4 separate regions of the Homo sapiens genome follow, and regions 1, 2 and 3 are each linked to region 4. Evidence: read pairs that join two places in POLR2A ChIA-PET (ENCODE). Cell type or tissue: MCF 10A. All regions are shown on one strand. Each heading gives the region's core, and the rest is flanking DNA. Links, peaks and the distances in the headings are about the cores only.

What was found. ChIA-PET counts read pairs that join two places held together with the same protein. Peaks named below come from ENCODE experiments on the same cell type or tissue, not always from the same donor. Only the 100,000 strongest peaks of a DNase experiment are listed, where the experiment ranks them.
Region 1: POLR2A ChIA-PET joins it to region 4 with 5 read pairs; 16 of 35 experiments call an interaction of 5 or more read pairs at or near these places.
Region 2: POLR2A ChIA-PET joins it to region 4 with 6 read pairs; 16 of 35 experiments call an interaction of 5 or more read pairs at or near these places.
Region 3: POLR2A ChIA-PET joins it to region 4 with 6 read pairs; 22 of 35 experiments call an interaction of 5 or more read pairs at or near these places.

What each region holds. Positions count from the first base shown.
Region 1 is chr17:64,244,424-64,252,405 of GRCh38, forward strand. The region is part of intron 1 of TEX2 (testis expressed 2); the gene reads right to left. Among named protein-coding and RNA genes, the nearest start is that of TEX2, 15 kb to the right of the region's middle. In MCF 10A, for the core only: no CTCF peak of the experiment used is centred there; no DNase peak of the experiment used is centred there.
Region 2 is chr17:64,235,814-64,243,795 of GRCh38, forward strand. The region is part of intron 1 of TEX2 (testis expressed 2); the gene reads right to left. Among named protein-coding and RNA genes, the nearest start is that of TEX2, 23 kb to the right of the region's middle. RefSeq lists a silencer at 4,432-4,641. In MCF 10A, for the core only: no CTCF peak of the experiment used is centred there; a DNase peak (open chromatin) is centred at 5,308.
Region 3 is chr17:64,223,191-64,231,172 of GRCh38, forward strand. All of the region lies in intron 1 of TEX2 (testis expressed 2), which reads right to left. Among named protein-coding and RNA genes, the nearest start is that of TEX2, 36 kb to the right of the region's middle. In MCF 10A, for the core only: no CTCF peak of the experiment used is centred there; no DNase peak of the experiment used is centred there.
Region 4 is chr17:64,146,588-64,154,569 of GRCh38, forward strand. TEX2 (testis expressed 2) reads right to left here. Exons shown (of 12, transcript NM_001288732.2): 10 at 6,358-6,567; 11 at 4,254-4,374; 12 at 640-2,504. The coding sequence ends at 2,382. Among named protein-coding and RNA genes, the nearest start is that of SNORA50C, 4.2 kb to the left of the region's middle. In MCF 10A, for the core only: no CTCF peak of the experiment used is centred there; DNase peaks (open chromatin) are centred at 2,264 and 3,934.

The DNA.
Region 1 (7,982 bases), core at 165-4,164, 96 kb after region 4:
GACATTGTCCAGAGCAGGCTTTGACATTTCATAAGTTACTATTTTTTCTCAGAAATGCATTATTTTCTCCAGCTTCCCAAGAAAGATCAAAATTAATGCTGAGTCTTTGATGCTTCAGTACATCACTCCAAATGCAGGGTACATCTCCACAGAAACTTTCCTCCCAGGCAAGCTTTTTTCTTCAACTAGGCATTTCTACATCAAAATGTAACCCTTTAGTCACTGTTCCCACTGTCCCCTGCCCCCTCAACAAACTGTATCGCAGCTATTTAAACATTTTTCAACATCCTGTAAGAATAACACGTACATTTCCCCCTCCTGTTTAAAAAAATTATTTTTTTCTCTTTGTTTTGACAAAATCCTGTTCTCTAGTTGCTTTTTCAAATATGGAAATTTAAGCATGATACAAATTACATGAACTCTCTACTCCCCCCAACCCTGGCTGCTGGACCTGTTGTGATCACATATCTGTTTCTACAAGCCACAGAAGAAAGTGACCTTGTTACTCTGAAAATCTCACTTTCATTCCAACTCTACCCCATTACCAATATTCTTTCATACATATGGCAATTTTGGGCCTTTCTTCAAAAATGTGACCAAAGGTACAATAAAATGAAAGGCTGAAAAATGACTGCTTTCTGCTTGCTCTCCTGAACTACAATCTTCTTCCATCATTTTTTTTCTAAACCAAAAGGTACCAGTCTATTTGGAAAATAATCAGTTTTATAAAAGGTACCCTTACACTATTATTTTTACAATGACTACATGTATGGCAGGAGAAATTACAATCTGCTGAGAAAATTGCAAAATAATTTCTAACTCTATTTGCTATAATTTGACAATTCTATCTTAAGAGTCTAGAAAATATACCATTGTGAAATGTCTCAAACCCATTATCCTAATTGAAATCTATTTAAATGGAATAGTTCCTTTGCAAGTCACATAAAAGCACATACAGAGCAGAGATCCTTCCTATTAAATCTAGAAATGCTATGCCTATAAAGTACATGACATCTAAGCAGTAAAGATTTTAGCCTCAAAATTCCTTAACCATTTGTCATCGTGTATGTGAACGCTCATCTAGAGACCTTCACCTGCTGCCATAGATACAAAATCGAGGATTGAACAATGCCCTTAAAAAGTAATAATAATAAAGTCAAGAAAAGCAGACATATTATGGTCATCTAGCTAGATTTCACTGCCCAGTTTTTATTCTCCACGTTTGTTTTCTTTTTAATACGATGAACCTTTTTCACTTTTCTGATCCTAAACCTTTGACTTTGGAATATACTGCATATTTTGGTGGTGTTCCATTAAAATGGGTCTGTGTCATAGGGATACGAACCAACTGGACAAGACGGAAGGGAGCCCCCAGCACAACAGAGAGCAAAGGAAAGCCCGCAGACAGCTGAGAGCTAAAGCCATTACTGCCTCTGTATTTAAAATCCACAGTGCTGACTCTTCATTAATTTTAGATGAAATTCCACAGTAGGTTTTCTGTAATTACCAACAGCTTGCATTACTTGCTCATGAGATGGCTCTATCAATAAAGAGATCCGGTTTCTTAAGCAGAGTCTCCCAGATCATACGCCCACCTTCATGTGAGGACGTGTGCTGCCAATGGTCTAAGAAGTCCTCAGAAGCAATATGGAAAGGAGACCTTTCTCCAACACCCTTTAAGAGCCAGATCCCTGACCTCCTCCTGAGCACTAGAGGCTGAAATTCAGAAAGGAAGAAGCTTAAATGGCCAAAGGCAGAAGATGACCATTCTTGACTCTAAATTTCTGCTAACAGGGATCTGCTGCAATCATGCATATTTGTCACCAGTGTTGTCCTTTTTTTGACAGAGTCTCGCTCTGTTGCCCAGGCTGGAGTGCAGTGGCATGATCTCAGCTCACTGCAACCTCTGCCTCCCAGGTTCCAGCAATTCTCCTGCCTCAGCCTCCTGAGTAGCTGTTATTACAGGTGTGCGCCACCACAGCTGGCTAATTTTTGCATTTTTTAGTAGAGACGGGGTTTCACCATATTGGCCAGTCTGGTATCAAACTCATGACCTCGTGATCTGCCCACCTTGGCCTCCCAAAGTGCTGGGATTACAGGCGTGACCCACCACGTCCAGCCTACCAGCATTGTCTTAAATATTGGGCTGCCCCCTAGAAGAATGGTCTTTCTGAAAGCAGCAACTTCTGTCTTTAAAAAAAGGTATATAAAACAATCATACTTTCATGAGCAGAGCCCACCATCACAGGACACACATGATGTTCATGAGGAAAGGAAGGAGTCAGTAACAGGCAACAGCAGATGTGTGTTCTAGAACAGCTGGAGGCTGCACGAGGAGAAGGCTGGACTTCTGGGCTAAAAGGGGTAAGCTGAGGCCCTAAGGCCTTCCAAGGAAGGGCAGGATCCACCTTCCAGAGTCACAGAGCTGGGAGGACCAGCCTCCTGGTGCTGTGTCTACGTGAGGGACCCCCTTTTCTTGCTGCAGATAAGAATCACCAGACCTAACAGAAAAGCCAATGACGGGGAACAGATTATTCAGGATACAGAAAAATAAAGAAGGCGGCAGCTGGGCGTGGTGGCTCATGCCTGTAATTCTGTAATCCCAGCACTTTGGGAGGCTGAGGTGGGCAGATCACCTGAGGTCAGGAGTTCGTGACCAGCCTGACCAACATGGTGAAACCCCATCTCTACTAAAATTACAAAAATTAGCTGGGCGTGGTGGCAGGTGCCAGCTACTTGGGAGGCTGAGGCAGGATAATCGCTTAAACCCAGGAGGTGGAGGTTGCAGTGAGCTGAGATCAGGCCATTGTACTCTAGCCTGGGTGACAGAGTGAGACTCTGTCTCAAAAAAAAAAAAGAAAAAGAAAAGAAAAGAAAGAAAGAAGAAGGCAGAGGAGGAAGAAGAGGAATAAAAGAGGCAAACCCAAGAAAAATAAAAAGATGCCCTGTGAAAATTCAGTAGGGTTCTGGTCAAAACAAATGGACTAAGAAAACTGAAGGAGAAAATATCCTGGCACAGGACACCTGGCTAGGATGACGTGTATCTCCAATTCTCTCCCTCAAAGGTCTTCTAGGATTTGAGGGGAGTGGGGCTAGCAGTGAGGAAAGAGAATGTCAGGGCTCCAGAGATGATCTGGTTTGAGCAGTGAGGAGGCGGCCAGGCTTGCGCACGGATGCCCCGCGCGGGGAGCCTGCAGTTCGCTCACCGGTGTTGTCTGTGCTCCAGGTTCTTCTACCGTGAATTGGTCTCTCCATTCTAAAAAGCTGGCTTTAGAGCTTTTTAGATGAGAGGTATGAGAGATTTAGACCTGAAGTTCCTCTTTAACCTTTCTCAGTTGCGGGCTTTTTGAAAGCCTGATGAACATCAAAGATCTCTCCCCACCACACAAATATACATACACAAATATCCTCAAGATTTTGCACTTGATTTTCAAGGAGACACAGATATTTCTCTTCCCCCTCCCCAAGATTAAAAAACCCAGATGTACAGAATTCATTACACTCTTTTGAATAGGAGGAGTAGGGTTTTAATCCACATTCCTTTGGATGGTGAGTGCATGGTCCTAGGGCATTTGGGCAAGACAGAGACAGCATGTGAAATCTCACTCCAGGAAGAAGACAGCCTTCTGGTGCCTCCCAAAGCTTTGCCAGCAATTTTACTCCTGGAACCAAGACTGTAGTGGGAAAACGGCTGGTTACTTTCTAGACAATAAATAACCAATCTATTGAAAAACAAACTATAACTGCAAAACATACCTAAGTGCTTTATGTTAGTGAGAGAAAGAATAAGAAATAATCAAAGAACAAGAGAGAAAGACAGAAAAGAAAAATTGGTACACTAATTTATAAGCTATTAATTTGGGAGAAAAGAATCTATTTTATAAGAATTTTCCATGCTTAATGCTACTTAAAGAGTTAAAATACTTGTTTAAGATTCTTCAAAGACCTTCCCTAAAAGGAAACACAAGATGGGTAAGGACCTCATTTTAAAGATTCACAGGAGGCTGACTCTCACCAGTGTCTGGACCTGCCCAGTGACAGTCCCCAAGCATAGCCACTGTTTTCTAAGCAGTGTCATCTGCTGAATGCTGAAGGGATCACTGGATAACCAGTCCATATTAAATAAATGCAGGTATAGCCTATTTTATAAGCCTTTTATCAGGCCTCAAAGAATTTGGCTTGAAATCATCCCAGTGATTAGACGAGGGTTCCCATGCCAGATGGTAGGCTTCCTGCTTGTCTGTCAGGGACCCTCCCTCCCTTAGCAGTAGCATCACACTTGAAAAGATGTCCCTGTGTACCCACATTGACAGAAATAAGAACTAAAGGGCTGGCCAGGCAGGGCTCACCCCTGTGATCCCAGCACTTTAGGAGGCCAAGGAGGGTGGATTGCTGGAGGTCAGGAGTTCGAGATGAGCCTGGCCAACATGGTGAAACCCCATCTCTACTAAAAATACAAAAATTTACCAGGCCTGGTGGTGCATGCCTGTAATCCCAGCTACTTAGGAGGCTGAGGAAGGAGGATCACTTGAACCCAGGAGGCGGAGGTTGCAGTGAGCCGAGATTACGCCACTGCACTTGAGACTGGGCAACAGAACAAGACTTTGTCTCAAAGAAAAAAAAAAAAAGGAAAAAACATAAAGGGCTGACCCCAGGTACCTGCCCCCATACCTACTGTTTACTGCTGTAAGAACAGGAAAGCAAAACCTCTCATTCCAACTTTAAATACTGACTTAAGCACTTGTATAAATGAGCTCCTAAAACAGAAAAACATCGTTCAAAAAAATTCCTTTTTTCCTTAGCTTGAATAAAGCACCCATCTCACTCAACGTTAACCAATCGACAGTACAGCCTGCTTTGTGCTTACTTAGCAGTGTGTAGGGTGAGAGGCTAGGACACTCCACTGGAGCACTGTGGGAAGGAGCTCAGGAGGAGCTGGAAGGCAGTTCTGAGAGGGAAAACGGAGGCTAATGGTTCAGTTCTGTGACAGATCCCACAAAATGGCTAAAATGCTTGCAGACCATAAGAAAGCTAAGTTTTAGAAATAGTGAAATTTGCAATTTCTGGAAGGCTTCTTTGGAGCTGTGGGTCAACAAATATACATATATTAAATTTGTTTTCAATTGTATTTTTTGAGATTAACACTTTGGCATTAAAAAATCATACAGACTTCTGGAAGGATCTCTTAACCATCCACCCCAGAAAATTCTGGGCCCTGCACTTGCTACACTTGCTGCCAAAACAACTCTATCATCTAACTGAAAAACTAAACTCAAGATGTGTTTTTTCTCTTCCCTAAGATTTTAGTACCTCCTGAAATAAAATTCACTTCAGGCTATTAGGCCTCCTCTGAACAATGATCACAGTCAGCCTTAAGACAAAAGCTAGGCTGACCAAATGAGTTTGGTTTCTGGCTCAGAGCATGATCAACAGCCATTTCTGCTGGGAGTTTTAGCCTTAAAAAAAAATTAATGTTCCTGCTTCACTATTAACCTACCCCATCAGGATCGAATACCACTCACCGTATCCCCACAGACATTAGCCTACCCTGGGAAATTAAAACAAAAGCAATTCCTTTCCCACGGGTTTTCAGCTACTGACTTATTTCCCATTTCGATCTTGCCCCTGAACTTAGCCAGGCAAAGAGGCTCAATTCCTGAGGGCAGCTCCTGCCAGGCTTCCTACAGCAGTTTCTGCTCCTAACTGTAGGTGAGGTGGATAGGAAACTGGGGTGGCCACATCAGATCAGCCACTGTCAGGGACTAACCGTCAAGCAGTCACTTCTAACACACATCCAGGCACTGAGGATACCAAGATGGCTCCTGCTCCAGGTTAAGTGGGAGCATTTCCATCATTTTTATCAAAGGAAACAATAATAGAAGGTAGGAAATGCTCAGCCGTTAGTGAGCAACTTTAGTGAGCAGGTGCCAGCCTGCCTGCCTGAACAAGAGTTCTGTGCTTACTTCCCAGCCCCAGTCACAAGCTCCCTTGCCCTCTGGATGGCTTTTCCTCATTTGTCATCATTAAGTCCAACACACACACTTCCCTCTACCTGCTCTCAGATGTAAAATTATCAGCAAGGTAGGGTTAGAGTTTACTGCATGGTCCACTTGTAATAGACTTCACCTTATACAAACATCTGCATGGTCTACTACACCTGCCGGAGGCCTACTTTAAAATCTGTCTATGGAAAATAACACTGTTGTCTCGGTCTGGCAGGCAGCATCCTACAACAACATAACTTGCTCCCCTCTCACTTTTTTATTTTTTTTATTTTTGACAGGGTCTCGCTCTGTTGCCTGGGCTAGAGTGCAGTGGCACCATCTTGGCTCACTGTAACCTCTGCCTCCCAAGCTCAAGCAATCCTCCCACCTCAGCCTCCTAAGTAGCAGAGACCACAGGTGCATGTCACCATGCCCAGCTAATTTTTGTTTTTGTTTTTTATTTTTGTAGAGACAGGGTTTCACCATGTTGCCCAGGCTGGTCTTGAACTCCTGAACTCAAGGGATCCACCTGCCTCAGCCTCCCAAAGTGCTGGATTACAGGTGTGAGCCACCAGGCCCAGATTTCCCCTTTCCATCATAAAAGGAAATGCTTTCCACCAGGTTTCCATGATCAGGGCACACAGAGTAAATTACTTACAGGATTTTCCTTTGGGGCTAGGTGCACCCCATAGTACTTTGCTCTAACTCCAATCCTAACAACCACCAGATGGTATTTGCCTGCCTGTGCTGTTAAGGTTTCCAGCACATGGGGAATGAGCTGTTCACACTCAGGCATGAGCTTACAGATACCAGAGCCCCTCCCTTAATGGTGTTCCCAATCAGCTTTGGTGCTGGTTTCCACTCGAGAGTTCCGAGGCACCACTTTGGTACCTAGAATGCTACTAAGTCACACAGGTCTCCTCATTATCCGATTCTGTGATTTTCCTGTAGGCTTTTCTCTAATTACTATACATTAATACAAATTTCTAATTAATATAAAGCTTAAAGCCTTCTTAACTTGCAGTCTCCCAGAAAACGCATCACTCTAGTCTTCACAAAACATCTTCTCTCTGGTTACCAGAGGTGCTGGTCTGGGGAACCAGTCCCTTCCTTCCAAAAGAACATTATCTCGGCATCAAGTCCTTCGATTTCCTATTCGTAACTTCAAAGTTCCCGGGGAAGACCCAGGTTTCTCCTTTTTCCTTTTGACATGTCAGGTGGACCTGATGAGCACTGGCAGGCTCCCCCACTCATCTGGAAGTAGCCCTCAGGAAGAGAGAGAAGGGGGAAGCCTCCCCATCTGCAGGGTCAGTTCTAAACACAACTGCCCAGCTTCTTTCCAACAGGGAATCCAGCAACAGCAGGAAGCCTCCCCTGCACAAGGTACAACCAGAATTCCCTCTTATTACTGCCTAGAGCCCTCTTTAGTGTCCACCAGGTAGTACCAGGGTCTACTCAGAAACACTTGGCAAACACCCCCGACAGGCAAAGTACTCTAGTTTGCTGATGGCAGTGAGGGAGGTCAGAGGGAGGAGAAAGGTGCAAATATGAGCAGGGCAGAATCCCTACCCTCTAGGAAGAGAGGAAGACTACTGCACCCCTGGCTGTGGGCTGTATATGGAATACTCCAACCTTAAGGTCTCAAAATGGAGCCTCATGTCAGTGTCTCCTGAGGCTGGGTGCAGAAAACCCATCCAGACAAGAGGATCAGCCTCAAATCCCATCCTTCCAACATGATGGGCAAATGCCTTTCAAGTCTGGGACAAGGGCATGGAACATGGTTTCTCAGAACATGTTTTTGTAGGATGCTCCAAACCCTCTGTACAGTTTTCATGATAGATCCCTGTGAACTCTTTCCCCCCATTTCCCTTCCTGGGTTATTCTCTAAAAACTACTTAACCTCTCCAATAAATCCAAGTTGTTTTTGTCTGTTTTTGAGGTGTCACCCAGGCTGGAGTGCAGTGGCACAATGATGGCTCACTGCAGCCTGGACCTCCC
Region 2 (7,982 bases), core at 3,758-7,757, 91 kb after region 4:
TCTGCACATCCCTTTTTGAGTGCTATGGGAATATATTTCCATCTTTAGGGAAGTTGGTTACATTAGCCTAGGACTTTACCGAGACACAAACAAGCTATATCAGATGAGCTTTCCTATGAAATTCCACCTGTAGCAAATGTTCATCCATATTACTGTTACCTGGTGACTTTGTTGATGACTCTGTCTTCCCCTTTACACTGGCCACCTTGGGCACCTGCAACACAGATTTTTCCCTATGTAAACTCCTCCTTGAAATAGCAATCTAAATAGCTTAAGGTACAGCCGGCTCTCCATACCCACAGGTTCCACATCCGCAGATTCAACCAACTACAGATCGAAAATATTCGGGGAAAAAAAAATACAACTAAAAAAAAATAAAAATTTTAAAAACAATACACAATATAACAGCTATTTACATAGTATTCACATCTTATTAGATATTACAGGTAATCTAGAGATTATTTAAAGTATATATGAGGGCTGGGCCCAGTGTAATCCCAGCACTTTGGGAGGCTAAGGCAGGAGGATCGCTTGAGCCCCAGGAATTTGAGACCAGCCTGAGCAACACGGTGAGACCCCGTCTCTACAAAAAGTTTTAAAAATTAGCTGGGTGTGATGGCTCACGCCTGTAGTCCCAGCTACCTGGAGGCTGAGTGGGGAGGATCACCTGAGCCCAGGTTGACACTGCACTCCAGCCTGAGCGACAGAGTAAGACCCTGTCTCAAAAAATTAATTAATTTAAAAATAAAGTATATGGGAGGATGTGCATAAGTTATATGCAAATATAACACCACTTTATACAAGCGACTTGAGCATTCTCTGATTTTGGTATCTATCAGGGATCCTAGAACTAATCTCCTATGGATACCGAGGGATGATTACACTACAATACAGGAATTAATTTAAGAATAACACCTAGTTAAAGATAAACTCTTATTTTTCCCTCAATTTATTATGCACACAAACATTTGGAGTTAGCTATAGATCTATGGCTCTCTTAATTTCACAATTTATTCACTGTTAAATGTCTGTTTGCATAAACATTTTAATGTAAGCCAAATCTTGACAGTTGGACACGTGGAATTTGAGCTCTGAGAGTGAAGGCAATGATTGAATATTCCGGACTTACTTGTTTCCTGTCTTATAATTTGCAAAGTGGTGCAGTACTCAGATTGACCTCAGGGAGCTTAGAGAGGGGTGAGGAGCGAGACAATCACATAATCAATGCAAGAACTAGGAAGTGATGTGAAGGGCACCAAGAGATCACAGTCAGCAGGGAAACCTGATCCGTTTTGAATATTAATCACAGAAGGGCCCCCTGAACAAGTGGGCATTGGGCTGACATCTCCAGGATGAGTCGAGCTGGCTAAGTGATGGCAGCGTGGGCATTCCAGAAACAAGAAGGGTAAGAGTAAGGGCCTGAGGCAGGCGCAGAGCCTCATGGGGGAATCTGAAGCAGCTTCTCGGGGGTGAGTATTATACACACAGTATGAGACAGGAGTGCGGCAGGGGCTGGGTCATGCAGTGCCTTGAAGGCCACATTGAGGATCTAGTTTTTTTCCTAAGGGAAAGGAGGAACAAGTGAAGGCTTATTGTATGTGGTCTGGAGACAGGTATGCAGGTGACCAGATGCGTATTTTGAAAAGCTTTTTCTGGCTGTAGTGTGGAAAATAAACTGGAAAGAGGCAAGAAAGGGTTCAGGAAGGTCAGTTAGACAATAACAACATTTTAAGTGAGAGACAATGGCAGCCCGGACTAGCGGGGTGGCTGTGGAGATGGGTGAAGGGATTTGAGATTAGGAGATGAAATGCATGGAACTTGATGGGTTGCATATGGGAGTAAGGAAGAAGGTGTTCTTAAGCCCTAGGTTTTGGGCTACAAGACTGCAAGGACAGGCTCCCATTCACCAAGTCTGGGAATTTGAGAAGGGCTGGGTTTCTGGGAACATGGTAGGTTCAGTTTGGGACATTTTATTCTGAGATACTTGGTGACCTCCCAGTGTGAGTATCAGAAAGGTGTTTAAAGTTCTGGTTCAGTAACTGATACTATTACATGTCCACCCAGATAGGAGACTAACAGTTCCTTACAAATAACCTACAACCAGCAGAAAAATAACCTGTTGAATGACGAAGTATTTTCATCACTGTTAAAAGTCACGAACTTCTAACAAAACTGCACAAGCAACATCTATAATAAAAACAATTTCAGCCAGGCGCGGTGGTTCATGCCTGTAATCCTGAGACTTTGGGAGGCCGAGGTGGGAGAATCACGATGTCAGGAGTTCGAGACCAGCCTGGCCAACATGGTGAAACCCCGTCTCTACTAAAAACACAAAAATTAGCTGGGCATGGTGGTGGGCGCCTATAATCCCAGCTACTCAGGAAGCTGAGGCAAGAGAATCGCTTGACCCTGGAGGTGGAGGTTGCAGTGAGCCGAGATTGTGCCATTGCACTCCAGCCTGGGCGACACTGTGAGACTCTGTCTCAAAATAAATAAATAAATAAAACTAAAATAAGACCATTTCAAAACTGTCTGTGTAAGTTCAATTTTTTAAAATATATCTTTCAAGAGAAAGTTAATTCCATCTACTATTCAAGATAAAAATTATTTAAATTTTGGCATTCTAATTTAAACCAATGTATTAGTCTGTTCTCATGCTGCTTTGAAGGAATACCCAAGACTTGGTAATTTATAAAGAAAAGAGGTTTAATTGACTCACAGTTTCACATGGCCGGGAGGCCTCGGGAAACTTACAATCACGGCAGGAGACACCTCTTCACAGGGTAACAGGAGAGAGAATGAGTGCCAAGCGAAGGGGGAAGCCCCTTATAAAACCATCAGCTCTTGTGAGAACTCACTCACTATCACAAGAACAGCATGAGGGTAACCACCCCCATGGTTCAATTACCTCCCACCAGGTCCCTCCCATGACATGTGGGGATTATGGGAACTACAATTCAAGATGAGATATGGGTGGGGACACAGCCAAACCATATCAACCAGGCAGCAAACAAGAAACTTCAAAATGGAGAAAGAAAAATAACTGTTCCTTAAAATGAGCAAAGCAGGGTCTTTGCATCACCTAAAAAGCTCACTGATAAGCACCAATTCACTAAAAGGTTTGAGATAACTGTAAAAAAAAGGAATTAGCTTTTATTGAAGATTTATGTCCCAGACACTTCAAGACACCCCTCATTTAATCTTCATGGCCCTATGAGGCAAGAATTATGCTTCCATTTTCTGAATAAGGAAACTGAGTCAGAGAAATTGAATAATTTGCCATGGCATAACTACTAATAAGGGCTGAAACAGAAATCAAACATGTCTAGACAACTCCTTTTACCAATGCCCAAGACAGGAAAGGGACGAAGCTGCCATTTCCTTGGTGCCAGTCTTCTGCCTTGGAGGTCAAATAATGGGATGTTTATTTCCAAGTTTTTTCTGTTATTACCTGCAATTAAGCAGTTATGTTCTTAGTCTTGAAATAACCTTAATTTTTAAAGAGCTGTCTTTGTCAATTCAATCCTCTCTGCTTCATCTTCTTAAAAGAGTTTTACCTAGACATATAATCATACCCCAAAGAGCTTTGTAAATTTAGTTATAACTGTTCGCAGAATTTAGATCAAAATGTAAACTGAAACCTGGAAAATACAAATGTTTGTTTTCTGTCAAATGCTTACTGCATGTTTCCAACCCAAATCCACTAAAACGATGAATAAACTAAGCTTAACTTACAAAAAAATTTTCAAAAGCAACTTATTTTCTTAAGGAAATAATGCTGGCCAGGCATGGCGGCTCACACCTGTAATCCCAGCACTTTGGGAGGCAGAGACAGGCAGATCACCTGAGGTCAGGAGTTCGAGACGAGGCTGGCCAATATGGTGAAACCCCGTCTCTACTAAAAATACAAAAATTAGCCAGGTGTGGTGGCAGGCACCTGTAATCCCTGCTACTCGAGAGGCTGAGGCAGAAGAATTGCTTGAACTTGGGAGGCAGAGGTTGCAGTGAGCCAAGATCATGCCACTGCACTCCAGCCTGGACAACAGAGTGAGACTCTGTCTCAAAAAAAAAAAAAAAAAAAAAAAAAAAAAGCAGAGAAGATAAGAGAAGAGAAATAATGTTATCTGGTAAGTTCCTTACCAGGCCACAAAAGGTTAACAACTTGAATTGTTAAATAAGGACTCTAGGTGTGCTAACAGGAAATATTACAAGTCCTTACAGATGGTAAGTATATGCACTGCCTAGAAATGCATAAATGAAATCATGATAAATGAGGGGGAAAATACAAACTAGTAAGTACACTGATTATACAATGTTTAAAAATGTAAATGAATGCCTGCTATGGTAGGGTCATATGAAGCTTAACTTTCCTCTATGATCTTTATATATACAGATGTATATAAGTATGTGTATATGCAGATGTGTGTGTGTGTGTGTGTGTGTGTGTGTGTAAAGCTCTTTGTTAATAAATGTTTAAAAGCCTATTCATCCTCCAGGAACCTAAGATAACAGCACTTGTCACTGCCCACCCACGGGCCAGCCCACGACACCCTGTCCTGGCTCAGACACTGGGCAAGGTGACTGAGGGGACACTGAAGAGGAAGAGGGTGGAGGTGGAGTTACGAAGAGGAGGGAGCAAGCAGGGCTGTCCTCAGGCAGGTCAGACAGGCGCCTGGTGCAGTAGAAAGAGTATATGCTTCCAACTCAGACTGACCCCTCTGAGCAGTCAAACTCTAGCTCTGCCCCTCACCAGCTGTGTGACCTCAGGCAAGTGACAGAAACTTTCTGAGCTTCAAAATGAGAAAAATAAAGTCTACCTCCTAGCATTTGCATGGGGAATGAAAGGAATTCTACAAAATTCCTGGCATAAGTGTCTGTCTCCTTGGATGGCTAGTCCCTCTTCTTCCTTGATCGGTTTAGAGTCAGTTGCCTGGTCGATGAAGGGGAAAGCAAGGCAAGAGTAACAATAGGGTATTGTGGGGATTAAAGGAAGATGTATGGCAATGGATCTGTCAACTGCAGCCCTGTACAAACACTGATTATTAATGTACTCTGGGACTCTGGAGTAATAGGAATAACTTCAGGGCTGAGCAGGTCACATGTGAAAAAATTTTTAAACAGCAGCAGCATCATTGGCAGTATTATACTGCTGCTTAAAAGACTTAGAATTTTGTGACTCAGTGCTTAAAATGACATTCAGAAGAAAAATAGCCTCAGGCCAACAGCCGCAATCCTTCACCCTGTGCCCAGGCTCCTGTGTCTGGGATTCAGGGCCATGCTGAAGCCAGCTGGCCTCCAGATGCAGTGACAAATCCAGGGAAAGCATTTGGGGTTGTCAGAGCTCATGGAGTGACTGCTGAGGGGTCGGTTCATGCGTCTGGAAGACAGTTGGGAACTACTGTCTAATGTCTGGCAGCTAGGTTCAGTGCTGAGCTCAGAAGCCGACCAGTGAGCAGGAAGATGCTCAGTTCTGCTTTGAACTGCGGCCAAGAGGCCAAGCGGTAATTTCATCTCTCCTCCAGTTCTTGCCGCAGGAAAACTGACAATAAGGAAAAAACAGATATGGCTGGGTCTCTCTCTCAAAAGGACACTGACACCAAAGTCCTAACTCCTCAAGAGGTCCTTCAAACAAATCTATCAAAATCTGTGAAAAGAAGCCTCACTGAATTCCAAGATCCCAAAGATAATTGTTACTCCTAAAATTTGTTGTAGTAAAAATAACAGCGGGTCTCAGCTCAAGTGTCACATTCTCAGAAAGACCTTCCTGACTACCTCATCCTAAAAGTGGGGCCTCCTCATCCCTTATTATCTTTCTAAAATTATTATTATTTTTTTTTAAAGGCAGGATCTCACTCTATCACCCAGGCTGGAGTGCACTCGTGCGATCATAGCTCACTGCAGCCTCGAACTCCTGGGCTCAAGCAATCCTCCTACTCAGCCTTCTGAGTAGCTAGGACTACAGGCACATGCCAGTACACCCAGCTAGTTTTTCAATGTTTTAAATAGAGACAGGGTCTCACTGTTGCCCAAACTGGTCTCAAACTCCTCGGCTCATGTAATCTTCCTGCCTCAGCCTCCCAAAGAGCTGGGATTACAGGAGTAAGCCACTGCACCTGGCTCTCTCTTTATTTTTGAGAACGGTACTGTCTGACATTGCCTACCTGTTACTTTTTGCCCCACAAGAAAAATATGCTGTATGTGGCAGAAAGTTAGGTTTATTCACTGCTGTATCCCAATGCTGGCACTGAAATATTTATTAGTTTAATGAATGAATGAAGGAACACTGCACATAATACCTAAGTAACCTATTTATGTCCTTTTTAGAAAATTCCATATAGTTCAGAAGAGGAATGTTTATAGTTGAGTATATTTTACAAGTTGAGCATCAGGTTTTAGCTTCCATAATGTAACATTACAGCACTGTTGCTATAAGAAAGTGAAATCTACCTTAAAACTCAGATGTCACTATTCAATGGTATCCTTTCCAGGAACAAAAGCCTTCCTGAGGACTATAACATGGTAATTCTCTCCTCCACGGAACCACTTTGTATAAGGTTGTTTCTGCTGGGAAAATACATTTCTTTTAGGACATGGAAAATCTAATCCAGTTGCTGTAACAAAGAAAAGGATCCTTCCAGAAAAGGGAGGAATTACTACTTCTGGGTGGTGGAAACTTGTCATATCTTGATCATACAAATAAAGGCTCCTCTGCAGGATGTGATCTACCAGGGGTTTGGAAGTAGAAATCAAAGGGCTGTTGCCACCAAGAGGACTGCAGTTTCAGACCTGTGGTGCCAGGGCCTGCCTCTGAACCAGAATCATCCTCCTCCCAGCCTGTGAGAAAGTACAGCAAAGGACTTAAAAGCAGGACACAAATCCAACATATGCAGTTTTCATAACGTACTTTGTTAAAAACATGTATTCTCAAATTGTGTTACACATAATACAGGCACGCAATGCCTCCTTCATAACTAATGTAAAAAACAATTTGGCCAGGTGCAGGGGCTCATACCTATGATCCCAACACGTTTGGAAGCCAAGGTGGGAGGATCACTTGCGGCCAGAGTTTGAGACTAGCCTGGGCAACATAACGAGATCCCATCTCTAAAAAAAAAAAATTTTTTTTTTTTTTTGAGATGGAGTCTTGCTCTGTCACCCAGGCTGGAGTGCAGTGGCACGATCTCAGCTGACTGCAACCTCTGCCCTCCAGGTTCAAGCGATTCTTCTGCCTCCGCCTCCCGAGTAGCTGGGACTACAGGCGCACACCACCACACCCGGCTAATTTTTGTATTTTTAGTAGAGACGGGATTTCACCATATTGGCCAGGCTGGTCTCGAACTGCTGACCTCGTGATCCGCCTGCCTCGGCCTCTCAAAGTGCTGGGATTACAGGCGTGAGCCACCACACCCGGCCAAAAATTTTTTTAAAGATAAAGCAATTTCTCTAAAAAATTAATTTCAGGCCATAAAAACCCACAAGGTCAAAGGTTAAACCCATCTTTTGACTCTCAGGGGAAAAAAGCATATGAATAACCAGGAAAATGAATACAGAGTTGGTACAGCTTTTTCAATAATAAAAATAATAAAACTGTTATTAGACAAAAATGTCTTCTTCAAAAAGACCCTTGGGGGAAACACTGGGCCTCAGCTCCTGATGTGAGTGGGGAGGTGCATCTTTTGGAAGCACTACTGTCAGGCTGTACAAGTCTCAAAATGAGGCCTGGCTGGCAGGTTCCAGCTCTGCTAATCTTACTGAGGAACAACCAACAAGGGACATTCCCAGCTGAACGCTTTAACACTCAAGGGAAAATGGTGTCTGTAACAGCAGCAAACTTTCTCTTCAAAACTTTGCATCTTATTTTAAATGAAGGGTTCTTAACACACACATGCATGCAAGTTTTGGTCTGTGTGTACATGTGCGGATTTCTGCGGAGAGAGTTCATAGTGTTCAGAGTCCTAAATGGTGACTATGTCCCAAAAGAA
Region 3 (7,982 bases), core at 1,700-5,699, 77 kb after region 4:
AGGTTTATTTGCTTTCTGTTCACCCAAAAAGGTCATCATCATCAATTAGGCCATGAAAAACCAATCAACAATAAATCAGGCTGTATAATAAAAAATGAAGAGCCATTTCAAGACTCAATATTAGCATTTATTAATTCCAAGATAATATTAACCTCACTGAATCTGGCTTTTTTTTTTTTTTTTTCACTTTTTTTCTTTGGTCTCATTTTCTACTAATAACTGCCCTTCCTAGCTCTGTCTTTCACAATCCTGGGGTTCTAGAATCAGAGCCATAAAAAGAGCAGATGGTTCGTTCCAGGCCACTCAATTATCACCAACACGTGTTTGTTCATAGCAAACACACTAGGCCAAATAGTAGTATAGCCATGAATATTATTTACTTCTAATTCATATACTAGATTAGAGGAAATACTGGAGGAAAGAATGAGAGACAGGGTAAGGCAGGGAGGGAAGAAAGCAAATTTCATTGAAAATGGAACCAGCCTCCAGGTACAGTGTACAGTGAGCACGGTAACAGAGCATCTTTTTTTTTTTTTTTTTTTGCGATGGAGTTTCACTCTTATTGCCCAGGCTGGAGAGCAATGGCACGATCTAGGCTCACTGCAACCTCCAGCTCCCAGGTTCAAGCGATTCTCCTGCTTCAGCCTCCTGAGTTGCTGGGATTACAAGTGCCTGCCACAACACCTGACTAATGTTTTTTATTTTTAGTAGAGACGGGGTTTTACCATGTTGGCCAGGAGGCCGAGGCAGGTAACACAGCATCTGAAGGGGCAAGCCTGGTGTCGAGTGTGCTTCCTTTCTCGGGACCATCCCTAATCCTTCAAGGTCATTATTCACATTCTTTGTCTTTGTAAAATTCAGCCTGTTAGGCATTTGCTACCTCTGAACAAGCTTGCATTTGGACATTTGATGTATGAGTACCATCTGCTAGCTTGGGTTATGTCAGTCAACAGTTTCAATCCAAAAGCTCCTGGCAGAGGAAAAGAAGGCAAGCTGCATTCTATTGCAGAGGATGTCTTAATACTTCTTACCTGTGCATTTTTTAATAGGAGTTGGTTTTGTAAAAAGGAGGGAAAAGGCTATAAGATTCTGTATTTTTCTGCCTTGATGCCACAGAGCAAAACAGTGAATCTGGTCAAAACCAACCACGGCAGGAAGGTCTGATTTAGCCTACAAATCTCAAGTACATCTTAAGAGCTATCCCTTGATTCATTTAAATTCAATGAAGCAGCTGAGAACTGCCAGCAGCCATTCTAATCTGTTAATACTCCACCTCACAAACAAAAATCAATATGACATTGTAGATAATGAACTAGCTCTAGCCTTAGTTTCATTTAAAGAAAAGAAAAAGACAAGACTCTATCTTCATCACTGGCAAGAAACTTGGAAATCCTTTCCCATTAGTTGTTAGGTTCCCAGGCCCCTACTCACCATCTCTTCCGACCCAGCAGGGTCCTGCACCACCACCAACACAGCACAGGGTTTAGACGAAGAAACTAGCAGGCCCACTCCCTTCCACCACCGCATAGACCTTTTACCTGCCATGAAGAAAGCCCACTCTGGGAAGAGTGCCACATCCCAGAGGAAAGGGGGGTTCGAAAGCATCAATACAATTAGAATTTTGCTTTATAGATTGCTAGATGGCTCAAATAACAAAATCAAATTCAATTCACAGTAACTCATTGAAAACCAGGTCATGCGTTCAGCACAACCATACAAGGCCTGTGGAGGTTTATAAAAAATAATAATGGGGGCATCTACAGGGGAAAACTCAAGGAGACAACACATAGACATCAGAAAATGACATCAATATGGGGTCACAGAAACCCTAGAATAAGTAATGATAACTCAGGACAGGTGTGTCCTAAACAGATGGTACTTATCAAGTAAAGAAGTCTGGGAATAACTTTTTTTTTTTTAAAGCAGAAAAGTCATCTATGTGTCTTAGAAGGAGGATATGCAGAGAAGAGAATATTGCAGGCTGGGCACAGTGGCTCAAGCCTGTAATTCCAACACTCTGAGAAGCCGAGGCGGGAGGAATGCTTGAGTCCAGGGGTTCGAGACCAGCCTGGACAATACAGCGAGACACTATCTCTATTTAAAAACAACAAAAAAAGAATATTGTGGATATGAAGCAACAGCACATGGAAGGGCATTGAGATGGGAACAAGGCAGCTACACAAGAGGGACGTTAACTGCTACCTGAAGCTGAGGGGTGGTGCTAGGGGTGAGGAAAGAATATTAATATTTGAGTTCAGGAGCAGGCAATCAATTGTTCCAAACCTCTAAATGTGCTTGAATTTATATTTAAATCTTAAAAAGAAAACCTTTCCATGTACTTTTCACCAATCATTCCTAAACCGTAGGCTCTTGAGAAATCTGAAAACCAGGAGTAAGCATTTTTCTTCAGAGGAATGAATGCCTGGAAGCCAAGAGAGTATGGTGCCGAAAGCCCAAGATATGAGAATAGTGTGTTGTGGCTGTGGTCACAAAACAACACATTTTTCTTTTCTTTTCTTTTTTTTTGTTTGTTTTTTGTTTTTTTGAGACAGAGTCTCGATCTGTCACCCAGGCTGGAGTGCAGTGGCAAGATTTCAGCTCACTCCAACCTCTACCTCCCGGGTTCAAGCCATTCTCTTGCCTCAGCCTCCCAAGTAGCTGGGATTACAGGTGTATGCCACCACAACCAGCTAATTTTTGTATTTTTAGTAGAAACAGAAATTCGCCATGTTGGCCAGGCTGGTCTTGAACTCCTGGCCTCAGGTGATCTGCCTGCCTTGGCTTCCCAAAGTGCTGGGATTACAGGCGGAAGCCACCATGCCTAGCCAAAACAACACATTTTCAAAAGCTGATGCTCATGGGGTAACATGTTAACAACAATGTACCTTTGGGAAAGGGTTTAAGATTCCATTTTTACTTTTGCATCCATTTTAAAGTTTGAAACTATGTCCAAATTAAAAACAAAAGCAGCATTCCTAACCACTGTTTGGCTTTGGGGATATCATGAGAGCTGCTCCCCTCCCGTCCCTATTGGTTCTACCAGTTGGGATTATCAAGCAGGGTTCCAGGCAGTAAGAGGAGAGAGCTGAAGTTGTACCATTCCTTAAATTCTCAAGCTTCATTTTGAAATAATGACAGATTCTCAGGAAGTTGCCAAAGTAGTACAGAGAGGTTCCATGTACTTTTCACCAATCATTTCTAAAATTTTAAAGGCAAATCTTGTAAGTCAGATAAATTCCAAGTGGTTAAGAAATCATGTTTTTAACTTTCATGCAATGTAAGAAAAATGCATTCCACCTGGCAGAGTAAAACTTCCCCTTAGAAGGACTTACAGTCTTTCTTAAGGTCTTTCTTTAATGGTCAAATTTAGGAAGGCATCTTCAATAGGTATCTCCCAAGTACATGAACAGGCACTTCACCCAAAAGTTCAAATGGCCAAGAAACAAATAAAAAACTCAACCTTACTAAAAATAATACAGAATTGGAAACAAACCGATGAAATAATTTCTCTCAATGATTAAAACATGTATGATGCTGGCAAGGGCACAATGAGACAAACCCTCTCTTGCACTAAGGCTGGAACATAATTAGCAAAAACTTTGCTGAAAACTGGTATTAGAAACTAGAAAATTAGTAAAAACTTTTCTGTAGTATAAAAGTAGTATAAAAAATAATAAAATATTTATAAAAAATAATGGGTGCATCCACAGGGAAAACTCAAGGAGACAACACATAGACATCAGAAAATGACATCAGGCTGGGCACGGGGGCTCACGCCTGTAATCCCAGCTCTTTGGGAGGTCGAGGCAGGCAGATCACAAGGTCAAGAGATCGAGACCATCTGGGCCAACATGGTGAAACCCCGCCTCTACTGAAAATACAAAAATTAGCTGGGCGTGGCGGTGCGCGCCTGTAGTCCCAGCTACTCGGGAGGGTGAGGCAGGAGAATTACTTGAACCCTGGAGGCGGAGGTTACAGTGAGCTGAGATCCTGCCACTGCACTCCAGCCTGGTGACAGAGTGAGACTCCGTATCAAAAAAAAAAAAAAAGAAAATGACATCAATATGGGGGCAAAAAATCCCTAGAATAAGTAATGAAAACTCAGGACAGGTATGTCCTAAACAGATGGTACTCATCAAGTAAGTACTCATCAAGCTGACACCAATGTACAAATGTCTGCACTGGGCAAAAAAAAGGAGAGGGTAGCATTAATTCTCATTTTCTCCATATAACAGGTTTAACAGTAATTGTTATTTGCTAATTTCAGGTATTTCCAAATACTTTTGTGATCTGGAAAAAAAATTATATGTAAACACATGTCAATCTTTTAAAAATTATTATAATCATTATCTTCAGAATATAAAATTGCCCTAGCCAATCCTCCGTGCCTTACCCACAAGAAAACTAAGGCAGAAAGACTCATTTTTATTAAATGAGGACACACTGTATGTATGTATGTAATCTGCTTTTATACTCAAGATTACACACTGAAGTAATCTATCATTAGCAAGGCCTTTAGTTTGAGTTCCACCAACTTGGTAGCAGTCTGGCCCTCTGGCAAATCATTTACCCTAACCAAGCCTAAGCTTCTTTTCATCTGTAAAATGGGAATGGCAACTGACTGTTCAGAAGATTAAACGAAACAACTTAAGCAAAGCACTGAGCATGATCCCTGGCACAGAGCAGCCCTCCCTAATTGTTTACTGTTCTTATAAGCATTTTCTCAAATCAAAGATTATTTCATGCATGATTTTTAATCGCTGTATAGGATGAATATTCCATAATGTAATTCAAGAATACCACTTGAATTTCTTATTACAAACAAGACTGCAATGCTGCACATGATGCTATAGATAAACCTTTGACTAGCTATAGATAAACCTTTGACTGCCCTCTGGTTATTTCCTTAGGAAATATTTCTAGAAGTGAAATGAGAGAGTTGAACCATATGTATACATCTTCACTTCAATAAAAAATATATAATTTCAAACTCATTGAAAAAAACTTCAAAAACAGATGTAGAGGAAAAGTGAAATTTTCTCCTCCTCCCTGCAAAATCAGCTTCATGGAAGACAATTTTTCCACGGACCAGAGGCAGCGGGGTATGGTTTCGGGATGATTCAAGTATACTGCATTTATTGTGCATTTCATTTCTATTGTTATTACATTGTATATAATGACACAATTCTACAACTCACAATAATGTAGAATCAGTGGAAGCCCTGAGCTTGTTTTCCTGCAACTAGACAGTCCTATCTGGGGGTGCTGGGAGACAGTGACAGATCATCAAGCATTAGATTCTCATAAGGAGGAGCAACCTAGATCCCTCGCATGCGCAGTTCACAGTAGGGTTTACACTCCTATGAGAATCTGTGCCGCTACTGATGTGACAGGAGGTGGAGCTCAGGCAGTCATGCGAGGGATGGAAAGGGGCTGTAAATACAGATGAAGCTTTGCTCACTCACCCACAGCTCACCTCCTGGTGTGCAGCCTGGTTCCTAGCAGGCCATGGACCGCTCCTGGTCTGTGGCCCGGGGATTGGGGACCCCTGGTTTAGAACGTATCTTTCCAGACCTTTCATAGGCATTTTGTGTGCATACAAAAGGTAGTGCGCACAAATAAAGTTGTTTTTGTTTTTACTTTTAAATGAGATCATATTATACAAATTGTTTTGCATTTGTTTTTTACTTACTATTTCTTGGACCACCTCCTATGGCCTATACCTATGGACTGACAGGTACACACACACACACACACACACACACACACACACACACACACCTTTTCTACACAGTAAGGTATGCCACTATTAACTTAATCATTTTTTTATTTGATAGAAATTTGCAGGGTTTCCTGTTTTCACCATTAGAAACAACGCTGCCTTTAAAAGCTGTGTTTCCATATAAATCTTGTGCAAAAAGAAAGTCTATCTGTAGGATGTATTTCTAGAGTGGAGTTGCTGGGTCAAATGAGGTACATATTTAAAATTCTGAAACTGTTTGCCAATTTGTCCAATTTACTCTCCTAATTAACATTGTATAAAATGTCCACCTTCAACCCTGGTCAAGACTGAATATTATTTTAAATTTCTGCCCATTCAGTGGGCAGGGAAAAGGTATCTCAATGCTTTGATAGTCACTTCATACTTTTCCCTCATTTGCTTCTCTTCTTCTGTTAACTGGTCGTTCATATTTCTTGCCCAAGGACTTTTGTTATTCACTTCTTTATCAAGGATAGTTAATACTTTGTCTATTGTATGTGTTCCAAATATTTCCTTCCATCTCTGACTTGCCTTTTAATTGTATGGGTTTTTTTTTTAATATACAAAGTTTTACATTTTGAGATGTTGAAGCTCTCTATCTTTTTCTTTATGGCTTCTGGATTTTTTTACAGCTTCCTGATGAAGCCTTCCCATTCCATCAGCATAAAAACATTCGTCTTTGAAATCTTTTTAGAAAACGCTGACAATAGTGTATATAACACACATAACACACATATTGCTCTGTTTCCTATACAAGGATCTAAATTTTAACTTTGGAAAAACTGACTGATATGGACAATCATTTCTCTATTTTCTAGCTATAATAAACTGTAAAGCATTGAATTTATTCCCTTCAAATCATATTAGGAAATTAGACAACCTAGCTTACATCTAGGTTGATCACTGGCCATTCAGCTTCTCAATGTGAGGAACGTATTTCAGATTAATTCTTCAAAAACTGAAAAAACTCTTTAAGAACTCAAAAAAATTAGCCGTTTCCCCCAGTCAGAAACCCTCCTTTTCACACAGGCATCAGCAGACTTAACCTTGATATAGGGCAGTAAATTTGCTAAGTGTAATCTTACATCAGAATGTTATTTATAGGTAAGGCATCTGAGGGCCAAAGAAGATAAATTTTTTTAAACCAGGTTTAAGATGTGTGCATGCATGTGTGCACATGTGTATGTGCATGTATGTGTGCACACATGTGTGTGTAGGGGAAAGAGTGGGACTGAGGGAAATAGGAATTGATGGGAGGAATATGAGAAGGCATGGTGGAAGGTTTCCCAGGGGCCCCGTGTGAGCTGGCCCATGGGGACCTGACAAGGTGCCCCGCCAAGACAAAATGGAGAGTACATTTTAAGTGGAGGACAAAGCAGAAGAAAAGGAATAGAGGCAAGAAACCCAGAGCCATGTTCACAACTGGCAAGGTTAGGAGATACTGGTTCCTGGCACAGGCATGGTCCTGACCTGGCCGGCTGGCCACCTCATGGTTCCCTGAGGAGAACCACTTGCCTATAGGCCCTGAGGGGGAACATTCCCCACCCAACTCTACCTCTGTTGTGGATCATGCCAAGAAAGGATTGCCCACTGATGAGATGATTGGGATTCAGACAATTGTTCAGTTAGTAGTAAATCAGTCATTGAAAACACAGACCGAGTGAGGCCATGAGGCAGCAGAGGGAGGAGCTCCACGGAGGACCACAGCCCTCAAATGGCCCTCAAATGACAGTGACGGAGCTCCCCACTTCACCTCCCTGAGCCTGGGGTTCTGCTGTAAACTGAGGGAAGCTTCCTCCATTGTCTTCAAGGAATTTTCCAGAAGGCTCTAAATTCTAAGAGTCTATGACTCAATTTCCATGGAACAGAACATACTTAGAGTCCTACTTTTCTCTTTTGTAACAAGAGAAATTCTTGGCAACTGTTAAAGTCAAGGAAAGCAAACCAGAGTGCACATCAGCTGACTAATGTGCCTAAGGCAATTAAGTCAAAATATTTTTCAAATAGTACTGAAACAGCTCATCTCCCATTAACAAATACTTCTAGACTTTCCAGACTTGTCTTGCTCAGCCCAGCTGTAGAAACATCCCTTATGTGTGCTGGCCATTAGGTGGAGAGTTTCCAACCTATGAGAATGAGCTGCAGATCAGCCGCACCTGCATGTGCTCAGGCACCAGAGGACAGGCATCAACTTGGCCTCCTCAGCAGCCCCTATCTTTCC
Region 4 (7,982 bases), core at 1,732-5,731:
GGATACGCGGACTCTTGATGCGTAAGGAGTGCCCCTCTGCTCCCATACGTTCCCCAGCCCAGCCTTCCCTGAGTGTATCGCGCGCGCTGTGCCTTCGCCGTGAGTTCGACATAAGTCCCAGGCTGTCGCGTCTGCCATCAGACGCGCAGATTTAGTTGAAGGCAGCGTGGAATGGCGTCTGCAGGGCTGTTGTGTACTTGACATAAACAGATTCGGTGTGGAACTGCATTGAGTTAACTCCTGACTAAAGGGTAATCGACCTGTTTACAAATAACCATGCAGGAGTACTGACAAGCATGGGACTAAAGCTTTGGGCAGGTTAATCTGTCACTCCTAAACAGTTCAAAATTATAGGGCGGTTGTGAAGGTGAATTAGATTTTATATATGGTTGGGGACAACATAGACACCTAGTTACACAGTCCAGATTCAGTGATTGGTAAAAGATCTTCCACAAGGGCTCCAGTGAAAGGTGCATCAGTTCTGAGTACAGGGCAGCAATGGTGGGCAAGGATGCACGTATGCGTTCACTACATGGACATTCGATGAATGAAGGTGTCCCGAATTAACATTATACTAGACAATGAAGGGTGTAAACTGCAGCCCAGGAGCACCACTGCCCTACCCCCTCAGTTACGAACTTTCACTGGATTCTTTAAATGTGGGCTGAAGATAATGGCACATAGTTTGAAGGATGTAGTGAGGATGGCTTTGTAGCCTTAGGACTGGGCAGTGATCAACGCAGTAAATGAAAGCTGCGATTGCCAGGTGAGGGCCCCGGTGCTCTGTACTCATTTTATTGTGCCCCTATCTGAACAGGATTCCGTAGAAATGACTTAGATGCTTATCTAGTATTTGACATTGAGATATTTATTTTGTGAAACAATGCAAGCGATTTTAAATCCCCACATACTATTTGATTAAGTGCAACATGGTACAGTCATGTGTAATCTCTTTACACGATAGTGCATCTAGTCCTTAGCCTTTAGTTATTGCACAACAATTATAAAGACCAGTGACCAGGACACGTGGACTCTGACAGGCAGATCGGCCTACACAACGAAAAATCAGAACAGTACACCAACTGGAATGGTCAAACAATTTAAGTCAAATGTTTTAATGGTGCAATTAAAATAAGGGTTCAAACATGTTTTCAATATATTAATTTCTTTAAAGTCATGTTCAGGCAAGGTGCTGTTTAAAAAACCACTATTAGCTTTGTCCACACATGTAAGTTATCAAAAGTTACCCAAGGTAATTTTGACGTTGAATGCAGCTTTAAACAATAAAAAAATGGTATTAGGTTTACTTCTCGAAGCAAAGAGAGCCCCCAACCTTGTAAACTAAACATTCTGACACAAATGCACAAAATTAAGTTGGCAACATTAATTTTGAGATGTAGTGTGATGCTGAGCAAACTTTTGGTCTTGACTCTTGAAATAATTAAAGAGAGCAGTTCTCCGTTTTGGCCTTCAGGAAGGGAAATCTGCCCATGGAACTCTCCCAATCAGATTAACAAACTGTTTCGATTCCCATATAAACCTGGAGGACACAGGAAACGCCAGATGGAAAAACTGGCTCTGGCTTTCTAACCCCATCCCATCTGTATGAGAGGACCCATCCTGTCATGTGCAGTGTTTGATGTTTTCACATACGCTCCTGTCTCAGGAAAACATTCAAGATTAGCTAGCCCCCAGGTGGTTGTACCTCATTGGTGAAAGGCTTGGGATGGTTTGATCTCATGGCTTTGCCTGATGTTCACATAAATCCCACTGTCCTTACCCAAGCTGATAGCGTGTTGTGTGTGTACTATGGCTACTTGCTTCCCAAATGCACAATTTAATGTGGAAAATAAGTTGCTCTGCCCATCTCTTCTGTCACCGAAATGAAAAGGCTCACAGAATTCCTCTCCCCACCCTCCAGACACATTGCACACTGACATTCTCTGGAAGTGTGGAAGGCCGCATACAAAGTATAGAAGTGAAAAAGTCCACTGTGCACCGGCTGCCTGAAGAAAAGCTTTGGAGGAGTAGAGGAGGCAAGTTGTTCAGCTTTGCTCTTACTGTGCTCATTTGCTGCCACAAACATGGGTAGACTTTTAAAAGCCATGGTGTGGGTCACGTATAACTTCTGGATCCACCATGATTCTTCCATGGTCTCCTTTGCCAAATCAAAGCTTTGCAGCAGGCAATCCAGACAGTTGTCACTAGATGCAGGGAATGACACCTCACAGTGGAATGGGCACTGGCAGGCAGAGGGCAGAAGCAGTCCTTTAAGAAACAGTAGCTGTGGCACAGAGGCCAGTGCTACAGTACAGATGGCGGCCAAGAACCCCACACATCCAGCTCGATGTCACAATATGGGGAACATCTGACATCACCCATCATGGCTGATCAGCAGCCTCCACAGGTGGGTCTTTCAGGAGGCAGGAAGTAGAGCGAGGGTCCATGGCTGAGTGCATTATAGTGATATAAACATCATCCATGTTTGGCATGACAAAAACTTTCTGTAGGAAGATATTAAAGAACAGCTATGTGGAAGAATGCCTTGCCAGGCTGTCACCCTCCTTTGTTCTGATAATTTTAGGGCTTAGACTGATTTTTAAAAGTACATATAAAAACTTGCTATGCATTCCAAACTAATTCTCCCACCATACATACTTTAGAAAGAGTTGAGGAATCATACCAGCGCATGGATACGAGAATCCTCTAATATATCAGCTCGGAGGCAGAAGTGGCCTTTGATTTTGTATACATATAATAAGGTTGCCCATATGCACTGATATATATCCAACAATTTAAGAGAATTGGCTTAAGCTGTTCACAGTAGTTCCCAGTTACTATGTCTAGAACACATATTCCATGTGAATTATCCTTTTATTAATAAATCCTAGCGATAAAATGTAAGCTAATGGCCAGGTGCGATGGTTCACGCCTGTAATCCCAGTACTTTGGGAGGCCAAGGCAGGCAGATCATCTGAGGTCCAGAGTTCAAGACCAGCCTGGCCAACATGGTGAAACCCTGTCTCAACTAAAAATACCAAAAAATTAGGCCAGGCATGGTAGCTCACACCTGTAATCCCAGCACTTTGGGAGGCCGAGGTGGGCAGATCACGAGGTTAGGAGATCGAGACCATCCTGGCTAATACAGTGAAACCCCCATCTCTACTAAAAATACAAAAAATTAGCTGGGTGTGGTGGCGGGTGCCTGTAGTCCCAGCTACTCGGGAGGCTGAGGCATGAGAATGGTGTGAACCTGGGGGACGGAGTTTGCAGTGAGCCGAGATGGCGCCATTGCACTCCAGCCTGGGCGACACAGCAAGACTCTGTCTTAAAAAAAAAAAAAAAAAAAAGAAAGAAAAAGGGAAAAATAAAAGGCATGATGTTCTTTCCCCTCAGTAGGTTCAAAGTACTTTTCTATTTGGTGATGACATTAAGCTTTTTCAGAAATTGGTTATCAGTTATGTTTAATCTCTAGTTTTTAAATAAGAGGATTTTTTTAAGGCAGTAACTCAAAATATACCACTGCAAAAAGAATGTAGGTCTTCTTCAAAAGGTGAATTTCATTAAAAGTAAATAGTTTGCTAATCCATAAAACCCCGACAGACAACTGTGCTTCAAATATCTGATAAAAGTTTGATGGAAATAGCTCATCCTAGGGCCTCAGCTATACTGCTATTACCTTTGGTGGCCAAATGCAGAAAGAAAAGCTGAGAGAGTAAGCTCTGGCTTAATGAACTCCCAGACTACACTAGAAGCTACCCAGGGGAGGGAGAGGCCAGATTCATCTTTGGACTCCCAGGGCAGGTGGTACCTGGCACACAGAAGGGTTTCCAGGAATGTTTGTTGAACTGAACAAACTGAGCAAGGTGAACAGCACACAAGAACAGGGGGCAGCCTCCCTGCCCACAGGCCGGGTGCTAAGAGTTGGGCAAGGCCAGGCCTTGCATAAGAGAAAACAAAGCCTGACAGTCCTGGCAGGCTTGCTGGGAAAAGACATCATCATTTTGCTCTGACCCAAATCTTTTGGGTTTCCTCTGAAGATGACTTAGTAATGTTCTGTGGATAAGTTTCAGGGCTTTGATACTGTACCTGAAGTTTTATTCCCATATTTGATCAAATGTAATACTCTTCCGGGATGAAGGTCACCATCAGATTTTCAAAAGAGGATCCTGACCCAGCTGAAGTTCAGAACCTCGGCTAAACCCAGAGCTTCTATACTTGGTGTGAAATACTAGATAACACTAGAGGTTTACCTGAAACTCTTGCTCCAGTTTCTTCTCTATCCAGTCTGTCACATGAACTAAAGTCACTTCTCTCTCTCCAAGTTTTGGCCGAGCTTTCAGCTCCACATGTGGTGGCTTTCGGAAACCATACCTTTTTGAAGACAAGTAATAACCACATTTAGAAGCAAAGCAAGGAATGAGACAGGCACTGACAGCAAACAGTTCTCATTTACATGGGGCTTTATCACTACTTAAAATGTTATTTTCTTCTGAAAATGCCCTCTAAAAATATTCCACACACAAAGTATGAATTGTGAACCCCCTGTGTTCCCTGGATGGTGTTAGGGCTGTGGCGGATTTAGAACAGTTCTGACAAACTGAGAGAGCCAGGAAGCACCACTGGAAAAGTCCATGACCTGGGCATTGGTTTCTGTTTTTTTCTAAAATGGCAATAACCTTTTTTCTTTCAATTTTTATAAAAGTAGTATATGTACATTACAAAAACAAAACATACATACAAGCAGATAAAGCAGAGAGTGAAAGACACACTGCCTCTCTCTGAATGTCATCCCCAAGAGAGGACTATTGACAGAAGTAGGGTGAACTCCCCTTACATTCTCCTGTGCATATGTCGATCAATAAGGTTTGAAACCTGTTTTTTCATCCTACACCCCAACAATACGCTTTGTATGACTTCCCGAGGGAGCAGACTGGCAATCAGAACTGTTGGCAAAGTATCCAGACAAGACCCTGTATGCTATCAACTATCTAAAACCTTAAATCTGTCCTGGACCAGTGCTTTTGGAAATACAGTAAAAATGTCAAGTTGCCATAAATATTTCTAAACACTCTATACTTATCTTTATGGATCAATAACACATAGTTCAGCATTTGAGCATGCCTTGGGTAGCACTATCCTAGAGCCCTTTTATTTTATCTCCCCCTGAGCAGAGGCATTTAAAACTGATAAATCTAAAGAATTGGCAGTAAGGAGAAGAAATGTATCAATTTTAACTATTAAAATTTTTTTAAGGTTTGAAAGACCATACAATATATTAACAGTGGTTATTTCTGGATGGTGAGATTATGGGTTTTTATTTATTTATCTATTTTTCACCTTTTCCCAATCTTTCTCTTTTTTTTAACAATGAAAATATTACTTTAAAAAAGTATAAAAAGGCATTTTAAAGTTTTATTGGGAAATACCAGCATTATCGTTAAATGGTTAGTCAATTCAAAACCCCTCTTCTGATCATTCCTACAAATCCTTCTGAATACCGATGGTATGTACTAGCATGTTGGTTTTACTCTATGATAGAACAGAGCTATATTTTTGTTATGAGTGTAGTTTATGGTACAATGAGATCTCTTATGCAATCACTATTTACACTTATGCCCATTTTTATAGGACTTAGCATGTCAATTTTAAATTGAGATTCACAGGCAGTGATGCTGAACTCATCAGTAATTTATTTCAGTGACTCTCAACCCTGGCTTCATCACCCCCGACCCCTGAAATCCGGGGGGATGGGCCAGGCATAGCTATATTTTTAGCAAGTCCCCAGGTGATTTTAACATGCAGCTGGGGCTGAGAATCCAGTCCTCAGACACCAAATGCACATGCTCCTGACTCCTCAGCATTGAGGCCTAACTCAGGGAAGTCTCCCTAACTTCCCAGACTCTGTTGGATGTGTGATCCCCATCTTTAAAGTAGGGATAACAATGGCATCTACCTCAACAGGATGCTATGAGGACTAATCAGGTAATGCAATTACAACCAGGGCCAGGCAGAGAATAAAGGCGCTATCTACAAATGACAGCTGTTATTACTGGCAGAACAGTTGGCTTTACAGAGGAGGAAGACCAATAATAGAAACAGCTTATCTCATAAACTTCATGTATTGACTTTAACTTTTCCTACCATGTGAACATGAATTCTTGAATGTGAATTCACCACTCACAGAAGAAAGTACCATCAGATTTGCAACTAATATTAAGGTCCCATGAAAATTGTTTGGAAGTGCTTCTGCCCGGGAGAAGGTACTTTCCATAACCTCAAGGTTAAGCAGGCTGGGATTTCTGTGGCCATGCAATAGGAGGAATCACTTATTGTCCCTGAGGGCCCTCTACGCACCATACTCGGTCAGTCGGGGGTGGTGGAATGTTGACCGCCAAGGTTCCTCTACATTCTTGTACTTCAACAGTGAGCAGCAGGGGTGTGTTGGAGACTTCTTCGATCTTCTTTTTAATAAACTCTGTCTCTGTTGCTTTTTGGAAATATTTTGACTTGGTAATTTTATCAACAAACCTCATAATCTTACTTGTTCGATGACCTCCAACGTACCTTCAAATGTGGAACACAAAGGGCGGTTAGCACAAACTTTGCTCTTTTCACAGACAAAAACCTGTGGCTCTTCGTTCCCCTTACTTTAGAGCACCACTCGATGTTTTGGATGTGGTGATTCTGTGTTGGGGCGGGGGGCATCCTGTGCATTGCAGGGTGTTCAGCAGCATCCCTGGTCTCTACCTACCAGATGCCAATAGCACTCCCCCTAGTTATGACAATAAAAAATGTTGCCAGACATCGGCAAATGTCCTCTGGGGGGCCAAATCACCCCCAGTTGAGAACTACTACTTCAGAGAAGGTGTAAATGTCTGAAACAGTCCAAACCTTGACAATGGAGAGCTGGACAAAGTCCTCATGCAGAGGTTTCTCACCTGTCCTCCTTTATACTACTCCAATACCAGACAGAAATCCAATGACATATCAATCTCATAATCTCCATGCAGCAAGTAACAAATCATGCTGCATCAATAGGACATAAATCAGTAATTAATGGACTGTCTTTAGGTGGTGTCACATGGCTACCTTGAGTGGCAATTACTTTTCAAAGGGCTTGGAACTTCTTAAAGAAAAATGTAGCCTGGGCAACACAGTGAGACCCCCATCTCTACAAAAAACAAACAGAAAATTAGCCAGGAGTGGTGGTGTGCATCTGTAGTCCCAGCTACTCGGGAGGCTAAAATGGGAGGATCACTTGAGCCCAGGAGGTTGAGGCTGCATTGAGCTATGATCGTGCCACTGCACTCCAGGCCTGGGTGACAGAGCAAGATGCTGTCTCAAGAAAACAAACAAACAAACAAAATGCTACACCAAGTTGACGTGCTCACAGGCCAAGAAAATAAGCTGTTGTATCAGGTCACATGTACCATGAGACTCAGAAGAAAGGATATTTGCTTTTTAAAATCCCCCACAGTTCCAGAACATGAGGAAAAGTATGTGTTCAGGGAAAAGCAATCATTCTTAAGAGGGTCAAGCAGCTAGACTGTAAATAATACACACAAACTTTGGCACCAACTCCTCAAACATCTGAATTCTCATCTCCTGTAGGATTTCAAAAGTGAATAGGTTGGTTTTTTCTTATAAAAGTTTCTGAATTATTTGGCTTCTTTTAGTTTCTTCAATTCACTTTATGTAATTAAAAGATCATTGTGGATAGGCTATTTAAGCACTTTGATCATTTCACAGCCCAAGTTAACAGGGAAAGAGTAACCCCCTCCAAATGAAGTTCATGATCCAAAAGATCAGCTCAGTCATCAGCGCTTTCAAAACTCGCCAAAGAAAATCATCTGAATGTTTCTGCTTTGCAGGAACTTGCAGCTCAACAGAAGCAAATGCACTCCAGCTGAAGCTGAGGGGAGGGAGGCTCTCCGGGGGGAGGGGGTGTATGCTCGGTTCCTTCTGAAGGCTCAGGGAGA